2 separate regions of the Homo sapiens genome follow, and region 2 is linked to region 1. A link is an interaction called in ENCODE POLR2A ChIA-PET data of the cell type or tissue named here. Cell type or tissue: A673. All regions are shown on one strand. Each heading gives the region's core, and the rest is flanking DNA. Links, peaks and the distances in the headings are about the cores only. Region 1 overlaps SUGP2 (SURP and G-patch domain containing 2). Region 2 holds the start of NR2C2AP (nuclear receptor 2C2 associated protein).

What was found. Peaks named below come from ENCODE experiments on the same cell type or tissue, not always from the same donor. Only the 100,000 strongest peaks of a DNase experiment are listed, where the experiment ranks them.
Region 2: POLR2A ChIA-PET joins it to region 1 with 6 read pairs; 4 of 35 experiments call an interaction of 5 or more read pairs at or near these places.

Annotation. Positions count from the first base shown.
Region 1 is chr19:19,010,850-19,019,174 of GRCh38, forward strand. SUGP2 (SURP and G-patch domain containing 2) reads right to left here. Exons shown (of 11, transcript NM_001017392.5): 4 at 8,260-8,325. Among named protein-coding and RNA genes, the nearest start is that of SUGP2, 19 kb to the right of the region's middle. In A673, for the core only: no CTCF peak of the experiment used is centred there; no DNase peak of the experiment used is centred there.
Region 2 is chr19:19,199,945-19,208,269 of GRCh38, forward strand. It overlaps RFXANK (regulatory factor X associated ankyrin containing protein), which reads left to right. Exons shown (of 10, transcript NM_003721.4): 10 at 1,705-1,922. The coding sequence ends at 1,775. It overlaps NR2C2AP (nuclear receptor 2C2 associated protein), which reads right to left and starts at 3,470. Exons shown (of 5, transcript NM_176880.6): 1 at 3,079-3,470; 2 at 2,847-2,937; 3 at 2,526-2,631; 4 at 2,387-2,454; 5 at 1,465-2,097. The coding sequence starts at 3,116. The coding sequence ends at 1,981. RefSeq lists a silencer at 2,446-2,712 and an enhancer at 3,376-3,670. In A673, for the core only: a CTCF peak has its summit at 4,509 (motif pointing left); a DNase peak (open chromatin) is centred at 3,487; H3K4me3 peaks cover 1,588 bases; H3K27ac peaks cover 1,329 bases.

The DNA of each region.
Region 1 (8,325 bases), core at 256-8,255:
AAATATTCAGCTGGGCGTGGTGGCTCACACCTGTAATCCCAGCACTTTGAGAGGCTGAGGCGGGAGGATTGCTTGAGCCCAGGAGTTCAAGACCAGCCTGGGCAACAAAACAAGATCCCATTTCCACAAAATAAAAAAATTAGCCAGGGTGGTGGTGCATGCCTATAGTCCCAGCTACTCTGGAGGCTAAGGTGGGAGGATCACTTGAGCCCAGGAAGTCGAGAGGCTGTGGTGAGCTGTGATTGCACCACTGCACTCCAGTCTGGGCAACAGAGCAAGACCCTATCTTTAAAAAAAAAAAAAACCTTCTCCTTCTAGTGTCTTTACTTTTTTCATCATTTTCCTTCTAGCTTCATGAGTTGATTACAGCTCACCGCAGCCTCGACCTTCTGGGTTCAGGTGATCCTCCCACCTCAGCCTCCCCAGTAGCTGGGACTACAGGCGCGCACCACCACGCCTGGCTAATTTTTGTGTTTTTGGTTGAGAGGACATTTCACCATGTTGCCTAGGCTGATCTCAAACTCTTGGGCTCAAGGTAGCCATACGCCTCAGCCTCTCAAAGTGCTGGGATTACAGGTGTGAGCCACTGCACCTGGCCCACTATTTCTAATAAAGTCACCTGAAGTCACTCTTTCTCTTAAGTATTTTTATGACTGCATCTGGTATATAATGTTCTTCTTGCCACTTCCTTCTAAATTGCTTCTAATTTCAGCTATGATTACCCTTCACTCAAAAGTTATTCAGAAACATGTTTTATTTTGGTTGTTGCTGGTTTCTAGTTTGCTGTATTGGCATAATGTGGCCCACGTGAATTTCCTGGGTGTGCTGTGATTTTCTCTGTGATTTCATACATAACGAACTTTTAAGATGGGCGTGGTGGCTCACGCCTGTAATCCCAGCACTTTGGGAGGCGGAAGCAGGTGGGTCGCTTGAGCCCAGGAGTTCAAGACCAGTCTGGGCAACATGGCGAAACCCCATCTCTTTAAAAATAAATAAATAAATAACCACCCCACAACAAACATAACAGACTTTTGTGAATATTTGATTTCAGTTTGTGTTAAAGAAGAATATTGCTTAGTAAGTATGGCAGTATTTCAGGTGGCTTTCAGATTGTTTGATATTAAGTAGCGACATATCAGTTATTAGATGAGGTTCCAGATTACCAGTGACAAGCCAACTAGAAGTAAGGTGGCTGTGTGTTGCACAGCATTGGCAGCACTGTGTGATGTGGCATGTCCCTGGCAGGCAGCTCCATACACAAGCTCCTGCTGACACTGTTAGCCAGTTGAGGTCTGTCTGGACCTGACAAAACGACTGAGTACCGGCTCCACTGCTGCCCTGGCACTCTGTTGGGCTAACGGTGGCATCCTGCAAGATCATGCCCTAATAAGCAATAGCGCTCAATTAAGAGAATGCTGACCAACATGGGCACTCTGGTTCTCAAGTCAAACACAGCCCCAGCAAGGCAACTCCTCATCAAGGGCAGAGCGCAGAATCAGGGCCAGGTGACCTGACTGCCCCAGTCACTCATGGCTCTGATGGCTTTCCTTGTTCCTGGATGGTTCTGATGCCAAGTGCAGTCCGAGGATGTCAGTCCCAAATGCATCTCCCAAGTTCCAGTGGAACATAACATCAAGAACAGAGAACACTCAACAAGCCAGTCTGCTGGCTTCAAATCTCAGCATAGCCACTTATTAGCTGGGAACCTTTCTGTGCCTCAGTTTCTCCATCTGTAAGACAGGGAAGATGATAAGCAGTAGCTACTTCATCATACAGCTGTGAGGCCTGCGTTATAAGCTTTTCACTAGGAGGCAAGTGCTATGAAAACTGCCTAGTAGTCATTAACCGCTCAACAAATATTAGCAGATTGTCTCTGTTTATGCTCATTTCCTGTGTTATAAAATCTTCCACAACCTTATTTGGATTACGTCGTCTACGCATTTCAGAGAAACATTAATGTCTCCTACCATGGTTTTGGATTCATCCAATTCCTCTTATCATGGTTTTGGACTTAAATGATTTTTTTTTTTTTGAGACGGAGTCTCGCTCTGTCACCCAGGCTGGAGTGCAGTGGCGCAATCTCGGATCACTGCAACCTCTGCCTCCTGGATTCAAGTGATTCTCCAGCCTCATCCTCCCGAGTAGCTGGGATTATAGGCACCCGCCACCACACCCAGCTAATTTTCGAATTTTTTTTAGCAGAGATGGGGTTTCACCATGTTGGCCAGGCTGGTCTTGAACTCCTGATCTCAGGTGATCTGCTCACCTTGGCCTCCCAAAGTGCTGGGATTACAGGCATGAGCCACCGCACCCAGCTCTGGACTTAAATGATTTCTAAAGGTTGTTTATTTACATGGCTCAAAGCTATGTAGTGCAGGCACCAAGATTCACAATCTATATGTTCGTGATGACTTTCCCTTTTATCAGGAACTTCTTTTGCTCCTTTTAGTGCTGTTCTCCTTAAAGTCTTTTTTGCCTAAACAATTCTCTACATCCTTTCTTTTTGGTAGCGTTCACCTGCTATGCAATTTCCCATCTCTGTGTTTTCCAATTCCTGTGTTTTTGCTTCTTTCTCTCTATAGTAGTACGGAAGTTATAGACCTCACTTCTGTTCCTTTAATGGCTAATCGACACACATACCTAAACTTTTATTTTGTATCAATATCCAGAATTACCCTTTAGCTCTATCCTCATGTCAAACAAGACAAAGGCCTGCACACCTACCTCCCTCCTTCCCCTTGTGCCTCACATATTTAGATCATCTGGGATTTTAGTTTCTTTTATTTCACCCCAAACATCAATTATTTAGATTTTATGTTAACTTTGGGGTGCTTGGACAATCCTGCTGAGGCTAGACCACAGGGATTCTTAGCCACTTGTTTTCCTGAGTGTGTGAACACGTAGGACCTGGTGGGCTCTCCCTGGAGAGCATGGTCAGGGCTGGCCCACTCCCAGGGGACAATTTAGAAGATGAGAGAAAACAAAGTATGACATATTCCTTCAGCTTTATATCCTGCACTGTTGTTATCATTTTCTAGGCTTGATGCTTTGCACTCTCTCATAGAAAAGGACGGAAGCCTGCCCCTTGGTGTTCCAAACAAGGAAGTAAAGCCATAGTGGATGTGTCTGTCTATACTTCTGATTGATTCATTGATTGATTTGAGACGGTGTTTTGCTCTTGTCGCCCAGGCTGGAGTGCAGTGGTGCGATCTCAGCTCACTGCAACCTCTGCCTCCTGGGTTCAAGTGATTCTCCTGCCTCAGCCTCCTGAGTAGCTGGGAGTATAGGCAGCCACCACCATGCCCAGCTAATTTTTTATTTTTAGTAGAGATGGGGTTTCATCATGTTGGCCAGGCTGGTCTCAAATTCCTGACCTCATGCGGCCCACTCGCCTCGGCTTCCCAAAGTGGTGGGATTACAGGTGTGAGTAACCGCACCTGGCTCTTCTGACATCTTTAGTGCACGACACGAGGCAGGTCACCTCGGCAAAGAGGCAATGGCCAGTTCTGTCCACAAGGCTCCAGTGGGAACAAATCATGCTTGTGGGGTGTGAGGGTGGAAGGTCTCAAATCTCTGCTGGCCCTCAGAGGGTGGAGATAAGAAGCCCTTCTTATATCTGCCTCCTAGAGGTCTGACTTTTTCACTTGCTAACTAATAAAAAGAATTTATTAAGGCTGGACATGATGGCTCATGCCTGTAACCCCAGTGATCTGGGGGATCGCTTGAGCCCAGGAGTTAGACACCAGCCTGGGCAACAGAGCAAAAACCCATTTCTTAAAAAAAGAAAAAAAAAAAAAAGCTGATAGCTGAATGCGGTGGTGTACTCCTGTAGTCTCAGCTACTTGGGAGGCTGAGGCAGGGGGATTTTGTGAGCCCAGGTTGAGGCTGCAGTGAACTATGATCATGCCACTGTGCTCTAGCCTGGGCAACAGAATGAAAACTCATCTCTTTAAACAAAAAAAAAAAAGAACTTATTAATCCACATATATCTTCAGAGAATGTCAATGGTCATGCATAAAACTGTTCAGTCAAGAAAAAGCAACATAGGCTTATTAAGAGATACAGAGGTAAGCCAGGTGCGGTGGCTCATGCCTGTAATTCCAGCGCTTTGGGAGGCCAAGGCAGGAGGATCATGAGGTCAGGAGATTGAGACCATCCTGGCTAACATGGTGAAATCCCGTCTCTACTAAAAATACAAAAAAATTAGCCGGGTGTGGTGGCAGGTGCCTGTAGTCCCAGCTACTAGGGAGGCTGAGGCAGGAGAATGGTGTGAACCCGGGAGGCAGAGCTTGCAGCGAGCCAAGATCCCGCCACTGCACTCCAGCCTGGGGGACAGAGCGAGACTCTGTCTCAAAAAATAAATAAATAAATAAATAAATAAATAAATAATAAAAAGAGATACAGAGGTAGCCGTGAGAAGTAGTTTGAAGAACTAAGTGACTGCCTTCAAGGAGTGGAACATGGAAACAGGTCACAGCAGAAACATTTGGCTTTTCATTATGCGTTCAATTGACTGTTTTGTTAAATACAACATACAAGGAGCATTTTGACTTAAGAATTCAAACATGCACACCAGAAACCTAAGTTTAGCAGTTTCTTTACTTATTGCTGTGCTTTTGTATCACACTCTTTCCTCTTACAGTCTCTTGGTAATTCCTTCTCTTTTTTTTGAGACAGAGTCATGCTCCGTTGTACCCAGGCTGGAGTGCAGTGGTGCGATCTTGGCTCACTGCAACCTCTGCCTCCCGGGTTCAAGTGATTCTTGTGCCTCGGTCTCCCAAGTAGCTGGGATTACAGGCGCCTGTCACCATGCCCAGCTAATTTTTTGTATTTTTATTAGAGACACGGTTTCACTATGTTGGCCAGGCTGGTCTCGAACTCCCAACCTCAAGTCATCTGTCCCCCTCGGTCTCCCAAAGTGTTGGGATTACAGGCGTGAGCCACTGCACCCAGCCAGGTAATTCCTTGTGAAGGAGTTTTTGGATGATAAAGTCTCTGGGACCAACTCCTAAATCTTTCCTTCTTCAGGATCTATTCTATCAGCCAACCGCTGAGATTTTTATTTCAATCTATTTTTCATTTCCAAGATCCTTAATAGAATCGTTTTCATAGCAACCAGTGTCTGTTTCATGGATACAATATACTCTTATTACCTGAGACTATTCATTGCACATACATATTTATAGACTACACCTCCTCTTTCTCATAGTGACTCTGTCTTCTAGGGTGTCAGGAGTTGGTTGAGTTTGGTGATGCTCTTTCATGATACTGGTTTACCTCAAATATCAGTTCTTAGTTTGATGCTTATTTCTGGGACTACAGGCACCCGCCACCAGGCCCGGCTAATTTTTTTTTGTATTTTTAGTAGAGACAGGGTTTCACCGTGTTCGCCAGGATGGTCTCGATCTCCTGATCTCGTGATCCACCCACCTTATAGGTGTGAGCCACCATGCCCGGCCGCTTATTTCTGATTTTGTACCCTGCCCTGCCCCCTATCCAAACATACCCCTGACTCTGGCTTCCGTCTGCTGCCCCTGGTTATCAGTGGTCATGAGACCACTGGGCCATGTGCAGGGGTCATGGGGCAGAGGCACCAGCCCCCAGGCCTCTCAGGGCCTCCTATTCCTCCAGCCTAATCACCTTATCAACCACCTGTAAAGTGCCCCTGGGCCTTCTAAGTCTGGATGCCTTCTTACCAAGAGGGTCGGTATCTGCTTGCATCTGTCAATCTGACAATCCTTCAACATGCACACTGGTTCAGACCACAGACCCTGGATTTGAATCTCAACTCTGCCTCTTACTAGTTGTGGATCCTCAAGGCAAGAGGGCTCTTGGAGCCTCAAAGTTTCTTGTCTGTAAAATAAGCATAGCAAGAGACCTGCCTCCCAACGTTGTTTATGAGGATTCAACCAGCTAGTGCTTAAATCAGTAATGTGCTTAGAACAGTACCAACTGCACAGAAGGCACAAGTGTTTATTAAATAAAAAGTATTCAATAAATGATGCTGGGACAATTAGGTTATTTGGGAATTTTTAACTTTTAAGTTACATGCCTACCTCATTCAATACATGAAAATAATCCAAACTCAAGAATTTTGTAAAAATAAAACCACAATAAGCTCCAACCTTCCCCTTGGTAAATCATGGTGGGTAGGACCAAAGACATGGAAATGTATGCCTTTCAAGCATCTTTAGTAATTACAACAGCAAGCATAGCAAGTCCAGTATGGGTACAATCTGACTACCAAAAAGGGCACACTCAGGAGGTCAAGGCTGCAGTGGGCTGTGATAGCACCCCTGCATTGCAGCCTGGGCAACAGAGTGAGATCCTGTCACTAACAAAAAACAGAAAACAAAAGAGGGCACAGCACACCTACAGAGTAGCAGTGAGAAAGTCAATTAGTACAGATAACCTATGGAGAGTAATCTAATGATAAACATCAATGGTCTCCATCAGGGGCAGCTCTGCCTGCCATGGGACACCAGGCAGTGTCTGGATGTATTCTGGGTTGTTACTAGTGAGACAGAAGGTCCTACTAACATCAAACGGATAGAGGCCACAGATGCTGCTAAACAGCCTGCAATGTCCAGGACAGCTCCAACCCTAATACAGAATGATCCAGCCTCAGTGCTGCAGCTGAGGCTGGGCGCGGTGGCTCACGCCTGTAATCCCAGCACTTTGGGAGGCCAAGGCAGGCGGATCGCATGATTTCAGGAGTTCAAGACCACCCTGGGCAACATGGTAAAACCCCGTCTCTACTAAAATACAAAAAATTAGCTGGGTGTGGTGGCGGGCACCTGTAATCCCAGTTACTTGGGAGGCTGAGGCACAAGAATTGCTTGAACCTGGGAAACAGAGGTTGTAGTGAGCCGAGATCACACCACTATACTCCAGCCTGGCGACAGAGCAAGATTCCGTTAACAAATAATAATAATAAAAATAAAAAGTGCTGCAGCTGAGAAACTGACATAAATCAAAAGCCTCTAACATGAGCTTTAACCCAGCAGTTTCACGCCCAGATATCATAATAAACTGCCAGAAAGGTAGGCAGAAATACAATCAAAGCACTGATCATCACTTTTTTTTTTTTTTTTTAAGAGAAATGGTGTCTCAGCCCAGCACAGTGGCTTACGCCTGTAATCCCAGCACTTTGGGAGGCCAAGGCAGGTGGGTCACCTGAGGTCAGGAGTTCGAGACCAACCTGGCCAACATGGTGAAACCCCATCTCTACTAAAAATACACAGATTTGAGACCTTCCACCCTCACACCCCACAAGCATTATTTGTTGCCACTGGAGCCCTGTGGACAGAACTGGCCATTGCCTCTTTGCTGAGGTGACCTGCCTCATGTCGTGCACCTGTAATCCCAGCTACTTGGGAGGCTGAGGCACGAGAATCGCTTGAACTCAGGAGACGGAGGTTGCAGTAAGCCAAGATTGCGCCACTGTACTCCAGCCTGGGTGACAGAGCAAGACTCTTTCTCTGGCTTGTTCTTTACTTTCTCTAATAAGAAAGTACTATATTTAGGACGCAAACTGTAATTTTAATAAGTTGTTCGGCCGGGCGCGGTGGCTCACGCCTGTAATCCCAGCACTTTGGGAGGCTGAGGCAGGTGGATCATGAGGTCAGGAGATCGAGACCATCCTGGCTAACACTATGAAACCCCATCTCTACTAAAAACACAAAAAATTAGCCAGGCGTGGTGGTGGGCTCCTGTAGTCCCAGCTACTCGGGAGGCTGAGGCAGGACAAAGGCATGAACCCGGGAGGCGGAGGTTGCGGTGAGCCGAGATAGCGCCACTGCACTCCAGCCTGGGCGACAGAGCAAGGCTCCGTCTCAAAAAAAAAAAAAAAAAAAAAAGTTGTTCTATTTACATAAAGAGGCAATTAAGCAAAAGACAGTTTAACAAATATTAGCAATAAATTGCAAACAACTGCAATGATGTATTACTAATCTTACTACCCTTACTCTGTATTCTCTGCATGCACATCTCACTGCATCCTTAAAACAGCCCAGCAGGGACTTGGAGCTGTAGTCACAGGTGAGAGAAGGCCACCCACCCAGCTGGCCTACCACTGGTCTGCAGCAGAGCTGGGGCTTGCTGAACCCACATAAATCTGAGCCACCCTCATGCTCTTCTCACTGGAGAACACCACTTGCTCAAGTATCTCACCCTCTGCTCTCAATACCATCAGAGTGACCCAAATTTTGCCATATACTCCATGAGAGGGATTCACAGCGTGGACATTTAAAGACCTACCAGTAAGCAGGGTCCTCTTTGAGAAGAGTTCTCTCTTTGGGAGACAGGCTGCCTTCGATGACACGT
Region 2 (8,325 bases), core at 1-8,000, 190 kb after region 1:
CTGTGTTTGGGACAGAAATCATTCCTCTTCCCTCCTCATGTTTTCGGGGGGTTTGTTTTTTTGTTCGAGGCAGAAAGTCTTGCTCTATCACCCAGGCTGGAATGAAGTGGTGCAGGCACAGCTTACTGCAGCCTCGATCTCCCAGGCTCAAGTGATCCTCCCACCACAGCCTCCCGAGTAGCTGGGACCACAGGCATTCGTCACCATGCCTGGCTAATTTTTTGTTGTTGCTTTTTTTTTTTTTTTTTTTGGACATGGAGTCTCGCGCTGTCACCCAGGCTGGAGTGCAATGGCGCCATCTCGGCTCACTGCAACTTCCACCTCCCAGGTTCAAGCGATTCTCCTGCCTCAGCCTCCTGAGTAGCTGGGACCACAGGTGCACACCATGACGCCCGGCTAATTTTTATATTTTTAGTAGAGACGGGGTTTCACCATGTTGGTCAGGCTGGTCTTGAACTCCTGACCTTGTGATCCGCCTGTGTTGGCCTCCCAAAGTGCTGGGATTACAGGTGTGAGCCACCACGCCTGGCTGTGTTGTTGTTTTTTTAGAAGAGACAGGGTCTCGCTATGTTGCCCAGGCTGGTCTCAAACTCCTGGGCTCAAGTGATCCTTCTTCCCCAGCCTCCTGAGTAGCTGGGACTACAGGCATGTACCACTCTACCCAGCTAATTTTTAAAATCTTTTTTATTTATTTTTTGAGACAGAGTCTCGCTCTGTCACCCAGGCTGGAGTGCAGTGGCACAATCTCGGCTCACTGCAACCTCTGCCTCCCAGGCAAACAATTCTCCTGCCTCAGCCTCCTGAATAGCTGGGATTACAAGTGCCTGCCACCACACCTGGCTAATTTTTTTTTTTTTTTTTTTTTTTTTTTGAGATGGAGTTTCGCTCTTGTTGCCCAGGCTGGAGTGCTATGGCGTGATCTCGGCTCACTGCAACTTCCGCCTCCCAGGTTCAAGCAATTCTCCTGCCTCAGCCTCCCAAGTAGCTGGGATTACAGGCATGCACCACCATGCCCAACTAATTTTTTGCATTTTTAGTAGAGTCAGGGTTTCTCCATGTTGGTCAGGTGATCTCAAACTCCCGACCTCAGGTGATCCACCCGCCTCAGCTTCCCAAAGTGCTGGGATTACAGGCATGAGCCACCACACCCGGCTGCACCTGGCTAATTTTTGTAGTTTTAGTAGAGATGGGGTTTCATCATGTTGGTCAGGCTGGCCTTTCCTGACTTCAAGTGATCCACCTACCTTGGCCTCCCAAAGTGCTAGGATTACAGGTGTGAGCCACCAAGCCCAGCCTAATTTTTAAATTTTTTTGGTAGAGACAGCGTTTTGCTCTGTTGCCCAAGCTGGCCTCAAATTCCTGAGCTCAAGCAGTCCTCCCCACTGGACCTCCCAAAGTGCTGGGATTATAGGTGTGAGCCACCATGCCCAGGCTCATCTTTTCATGAAAGTCACAATTCACACATTTTGCTTGGTAGGAAATATTTTTATATTAATTCTGAAAAGCTACAAAAGTGCATTTTTACAAACTTAGGGGAAGTTGAGGTTCCTGGGGTGAGTCCTCGGTTCTCCCAGCTTTGCTCTGTAATGCAGGTCTCTGCAAGGGTCCCTGTTTGTCCCCTAAGGGGAGAGCGCAGGTTGGCCTGTGCCTCCACCCCACTCCCGATTCAAGCTCACAGCCCACCTTTTCCCTGCCCCATCTCAGTGCAACAGGTGATCGAGAACCACATCCTCAAGCTCTTCCAGAGCAACCTGGTGCCCGCTGACCCTGAGTGAAGGCCGCCTGCCGGGGACTCAGACACTCAGGGAACAAAATGGTCAGCCAGAGCTGGGGAAACCCAGAACTGACTTCAAAGGCAGCTTCTGGACAGGTGGTGGGAGGGGACCCTTCCCAAGAGGAACCAATAAACCTTCTGTGCAGAATGAGGGACTTTGCTGTGCTTCCCGGAGGGCTTCCTGGAGGAGACAGCCCCTAGAGGTCTCACACCTTCTCCCCAAGCACCCGCAGGTGGTAGATGACCACACGGCCAAAAAAGTCAGTGGCATCCTCAAACGTCACCTTCAGCCGGTCCACTTCAGCAGCTGGTATGGGGAAAGTGTGAGCGTGGGCAGTCAAGGGAAACTGGTGATTTCTGGTTTCCCACCCGCAGGCCCCCACCCCTTCCAGACCCAGCTCACACTCCACCGATGTGGGCAACCTGGGGAAGCTGCAGGTCCCTCTAAGCCTCTCACACAGAACAGGTGGTCATCAGCACCATTTTACAGAAAAAGTGGAGTCCTAGAGGTCACGTGTTCAAGATCACACATCAGGGTTCCCATTCGGGTTTGGGTGAGTCCAAAGCTTCCAGAGGCACAGACCACCCACCCCAGAAGCAGGGGCAGGATATCTGAAGCGAGTTGTTGTCCTCAGGGTAGAAATCTACAATCTTGTGGAGAGCCTGAGTGCCCTGTGAACCTTCAGCAGAGAAAGGCAATGAGTGTCTGGGGTGACCCCTGGAACCCCTGCCACCCAGGGCCTTCTAGTACCTTCCAGGCAGCCCCGGCGACTGGAGAAGCCACCCTGAAACTGGATCTGCAGCTGGGAGACACGGATGAGCTGGGGAAACTCCAGCGTCACCCACTGGGAGGGGCCCTGGAAGCAGACAGGGAAACTGAGGCGCAAGCTCACTGCAGGCACAGAGCCCTGCTATGCCTGTCTCATTCACATAGTTCTTGGAATGGAGGGGAAGAAGGAAATTCGGCACATGTTCCTTTCCTGGCCACCCATGAGGGCCCCCTGACGTTCTCAAGGCATGAGATCTGAATCTGAATCACCCTAGAGATGGAGGGTCGAGGGAGGCGCCTCACCTGGTCTGAGTTCCAACATGTCTCCTCATCCTGGTCGAAAAGATGTTTTTTTCCAAACTGCCGAGTGTTGCGATTCAGCACTGAACTCACCCTGGAGGCACCAGGATCAAGGCGAAGAGAGGGGCTGAGACCAGCTCTCAGCTCCGCGGAGGGCCTGACCCCCAGATCTGTCCACTGAGGGCTCGACCCCAGGCTTAGGGCCTCGCCACTGCCTGTCCCCACAGACTCTTACCTGCTCACTGTCTCTGGACAAACCAAAGAGTGGGTCATGTCGGTTCCACAAGACCTCGCAGGGCTTAGGATTGGGCACAGCCTTGGTTCGAATCCCGGCGCCTCCTCAAGCTACAGGGCGGCGCGATCTTGGCTACGCCTTGGCCTGAACGTCCTCACCTGTAACTTGGGACGAGAACCGCCACTCCCTCGCCCACCCCAGTCCTAAATGTCGCCTCGATCAATCCCCTGCCGGAAAATTTGGGAGAGAGGATCAGGGAAACCGCCAATGCCCGGAGGCCAGGCCTTTCACAGGAAACAGATTTCCCGCGGGTTTCGGGGGCGGTGGCTTTTTGTGCGAGGCTGTTTCTCTGCGAATAGCTCTTGGAGCCAAATCTTGGGACCCGGAACCGCGTGGGCTTGGCGCATGCGTGTTGTAATTCAGGCGCCGACCGCGGACGCTCCAGAGGTGGGGTTTGGTTCGACCCCGCCCCTTCATGCTCGCTTCTTAAAGGGCCCGGGTTCGATGATTGAATTTACCTTGGTTCCCTTGAAGCTGTAGGGAAAAGGCTGGCTGCGCGCACGGGGCGCTGTCCCTCGGCGCCCGAAGGTGTAGAGCACTGATTTTGACTGATTTTGGAATCCGAAAGACTTCCTTTTTTTTTTTTTTTTTTTGAGGCGGAGTCTCACTGTCGCCCAGGCTGGAGTGCAGTGGCACGATCTCCGCTCACTGCAAGCTCCGCCCCCTGGGTTCACGCCGTTCTCCTGCCTCAGCCTCCCAAGTAGCTGGGAATACAGGCGCCCGCCACCACGCCCGGCTAATTTTTCGTATATTTAGTAGAGACGGGGTTTCACCGTGTTAGCCAGAATGGTCTTGATCTCCTGACCTCGTGATCCAGCCGCCGGGGCTTCCAAAGTGCTGGGATTACAGGCTTGAGCCACCGCGCCCGGCCTTTTTTTTTTTTTTTTTTTGAAGTGGGGTCTCACTGTCACCCAGGCTGGAGTACAATGGTGGGATCGCGGCTCTCTGCGACCTCTGCCTCCCAGGCTCCAGCAATCCTCCTACCCAGCTTCCCGAATAGTTGGAACTAGTAGGCGCGCGCCACCACGGCAGGCTATTTTGTTTGTTTGTTTGTTTGTTTGTTTTTTGGTAGAGATGAGGTTTCGCCATGTTGCCCAGATTGGTCTCGAACTCCTGGGCTCAAGTGATCCGCCCACCTCAGCCTCCCAAAGTGCTGGGATTACAGGCGTAAGCCACCGCGCCCGGCCAGAGAGACTTCCTATGACAATGTCTTTCTTCCTACTCTAACCTACTCTACCCTAACGGCTACCCTAACCTACTCTAACCTACTCTACCCTAACCACTAAATGCAGCCTGGGAATCCCCGAACTTCACTGCCTCCCGGAGGCCAAAGGCAGAGTTGTGGAAAAGGCCACGATGTTGGGAGTATCTGAAGTCCTCATCAACCCTTTTTGTTCTTGTTGGGACAGAGGAGCCCTGGCCTCCAAGTTTGTCTTTCCCAGAAAATGCTGCTGGGACGTCAAGGAAGGCTTCTTGGAGGAGGGAGCATGCGAGGTCGGGTGTTTTTTGTTGTTTCTGTTTTGTTTTGTTTCGAGACGGAGCCTCACTTTGTTGCCCAGGCTGGAGTGCAGTGGTGTGATCTCAGCTCACTGCAACCTCCGCCTCCCAGGTTCAAGTGATTCCCCTGCCTCAGCCTCCTGAGTAGCTGTGACTACAGGTGCGCACCACTATGCCTGGCTAATTTTTGTATTTTTAGTAGAGATGGGGTTTCGCTATCTTGGCCAGGCTGGTCTCGAACTCCTAACCTCGTGATCTGCCCGCCTTGGCCTCCCAAAGTGCTGGGATTACAGGTGTGAGCCACCGCACCCAGGCTGTGAGGTGGGTTTTGAAGCATGAACAGGAGTTTGCCAAACAAAGCCTCAGATACCAAGCTGAAGATTTGGTTCACTGATTCACTAGACACCTCCTGCAAGCTCTACTGTCACACTGTCATGTCCAGCCTTCTGCTGGATGATGCTGGGGACAGCAAGAGGCCTCAGCTCCAGGCCTGTCCCAGAGGAGCCCCTGATCTGGGCAAGACAGAGGTAGACATAGACACTCCTAGCCCCAAGGGAGAGATGGGGCCGGAGGAGCAGGGGCTCTACCTGGAGGAAGGGCTTCCTGGGAAAGGGGATGTTAGAACTGCACCTTAATAGGGGGTCAGGCGCCAGGAATTCACAAGGGTGAGAAAATCTGGAGTGGGGAGGGTGTCCCAGGCAGGGAGCTTAGCATAAGCCAAGGCCTAGTTGGGTGAAAGACCATGAATTTGAATAAAATATGTGGAGCCACATCCTGCTGGGCCCGGAGCAGTCATGGAAGGTGTTGGAGAAAGGGCAGGACACCATCCGTTCTGCATGAATGGAGGGTTCCAAGACAGAGCAGCCACTGGCAAGAGGCTGTTGTTCCTGGCTTTAGCTGAATGGTCTGGCAGCCAGCCCCTTTCTTCAAGGGCTGGAGGAATGGTCCTTCCGGCATCCTACTAGTGTCTGCTCAAACCCACCCCAGGCAGCAGGGGTGGGGGCTGGCGGGGAAACTGGGTCACCAGCAGAAGGCCTGTCTCTTCAGCCCCTGCCTGCCAGGGCTTTCCGCATTTAGACAGAGTCTGGTGCCATCCAAACCCAACTTCGCTGGTCTCAGGGCTGGGGCTGGAGGTGACAGGAAACTGTGCCCCCAACCTCACCCCCGGAAGGAAGTTAGAAAGAGCAAGGACACTGGAGAGCCCAGATCTGGTTCAAATCCTGGCTGGACCACTCATTGGCTGTGTGACCTTAGAAAAGCACCTTGACCTCTCTGAGCCTCAGTTTCTCATCTGTGAAATGGGGGGAATTCTATTAACGGCACTGTTGGAGGACTCTCTGGGTTCTTCAGGTTGACACATAGTAACAGTAGCTGACTTTCACTGAGAGTCCACCGTGTGTCTGACTTGAAGCCATGTTCTGTCGCCACCCATTGGCTCGTTAAACCTGCTGTGGCTGGTCCCTGTCATTCCCATTTTATAGCTGAGGACACATCAACTTAGCCAAGTCCCCCCAGTGAGGATATGCATGGCTCCAGGGCTCTCCACACCACTCCTGGCTTTGGCATGCGGCCTCCTTGCCCACGGGTATGAGGCCAGCTCCATACCCTCTTCCCGCCTCCTCACCCCACTGGCGCCTGGGCATGAAAGAGCCTCCTGTTTCTCCAGGGAATTAGCAGCTCTGGGCTCCCAGCAGGGCAGCCAAAAGTGGTCCATTCATTCGCTTGAGTGAGGAAAGACTAAGAGCTCCCACCCCCACCCCAGGGAATGGGGCAGGGAGGGCTCTAGAAGGTCCAAAAGCAGCTCCTCTGGTTCACTTGGGGAAACTGAGGCACAGAAAAGCAAAGTCATTTGGCCAAGATCACCAAGGGGAACTGGGATGCAAACCCCAGTCTCACTCTGGAGTTCCCCTAACTGGGCTTGGGTTAGCATTTTTCTGGGGAGAAATTGGAGGTTTAGAGAGAGTCAGGGACTTGCTGGCAGTCACACAGCAAGTTTGGGTCAGTGGGGACTCTCTGCCTTGGTGGTGTCTGGGGAGGCAGCCCCACCCATGCAGAAAACAGGTCCTTCTGTCCATGATTTCATTATCCTGGAACAAGGCAGGGAATGGCCCTCAGATAGCTTCAAGCCTCAGTTTCCCCACTGGGAGATGGATGTAACCTTTTCCCTAAGGTCTTAGCCTGGGGCATCTGCAAGGGAGGGTTTGATGGGATTCCCTGAGCCTGGAGACCCCCATCCGGCAGGTCTGGGTCTGATTTATCTACCGGAGCCCATCAGGACCCCTCTCCGAGGAGACAGATGTTCACACAGTAGCAGCTGGGGTTATGAGTCCTGGTGCAGTGCAAGCCTGGGTCCCACTGGAGGTGACAGTGGGAGTGGGAGGGGTGTCTGGGTGTGAAAGGATTCAGGTGGGTGTGTATGGGAGCACCAGGAGCTGCGTGTGTGTGGCTGTTGTAACAGTGGCTGGGAGGGCTACAGATCTCGGGGTTGGTGGCATTGGTGGTGTTGGTGTGAACATGGTTGTGTGCTCACTACCTGTGGGTGTGTCTGTGACTAGAAACCTGGTTGGGTGTGAGCAATGTGGGGCCAACGTAGGCTCTTTGCTGCTGGCAGGAAGGCGAAGGTGTTGTGGGTGTGAGCAGCAGTGGGTGTGTTTGCATGTGGAGGGACACTGGTGCAGCCCAGCTCATAGCTTTGCCTTCGGTTGTGGAGCAAGTGTGACTTGTGTGTGGCCCAGGCCAGGTATGGTTGTGTGTGGCCTGACCAGGTTGATTGTGTATGTGATTGTGTGTGGCCCATTGTGGCTGTGCATGGCTGGGTGTGGTTGTGCATGGCTGGGTGTGGTTGTGTACGGCTGGGTGTAGTTGTGCATGGCTGGATGTCGTTGTACATGGCTGAGTGTGGTTGTGTATGGCTGGGTGTGGTTGTGCATGGCTGGGTGTGGTTGTACATGGCTGAGTGTGGTTGTGTATGGCTGGGTGTGGTTGTGCACGACCAAGTGTGATTGTGTGTGGCTGAGTGTGATTGTATATGGCCAGGTTTGCCTGTGCATGGTTGGTGAAACCTGTGTGTGGCCCGGTGTGGTTGTGCATGACTGGGTGTGGTTGTGTATGGCTGAGTGTGGTTGTATATGGCTGGGTGTGGTTGTGTATGGCTGAGTGTGGTTTTATATGGCTGGGTGTGGTTGTGTATGGCTGGATGTGGTTGTCATTGGCTGGGTGTGGTTGTGCATGGCTGGGTGTAGTTGTGCATGGCTGGGTGTGGCGTGTATGGCTGGGTGTGGTTGTGCATGGCTGGGTGTGGTTGTGTATGGCTGGGTGTGGTGTGTATGGCTGGGTGTGGTTGTACATGACCAGGTATGATTGTGTATGGCTGGGTGTCATTGTGTATGGTCAGGTTTGGTCATGTGTGGTGGGTGAGACCTGTGTGTGGCCAGGTGAGGTTGCATGTGAGCCACCTGTGCTGTTAGTGTGGCTGGGGTGTGGCTGGGGTGTGACTGTGTGTGTCAGTGGTTGTTGGTGGCATTGTGTGTGACTTACCCATGTGTCACCTTGGGCATGTTCAGAGGCACTTTGGAGGCACTGTCCACCCCTGAGACCCAGCTCTCTTGGAGGGTCCAGCCTCCCTCCCCACCTCTGCTCTGGTCTGCCAGTACCATCCCCCACCCCTCCCCCACTGGCAGCAGCCCCTGG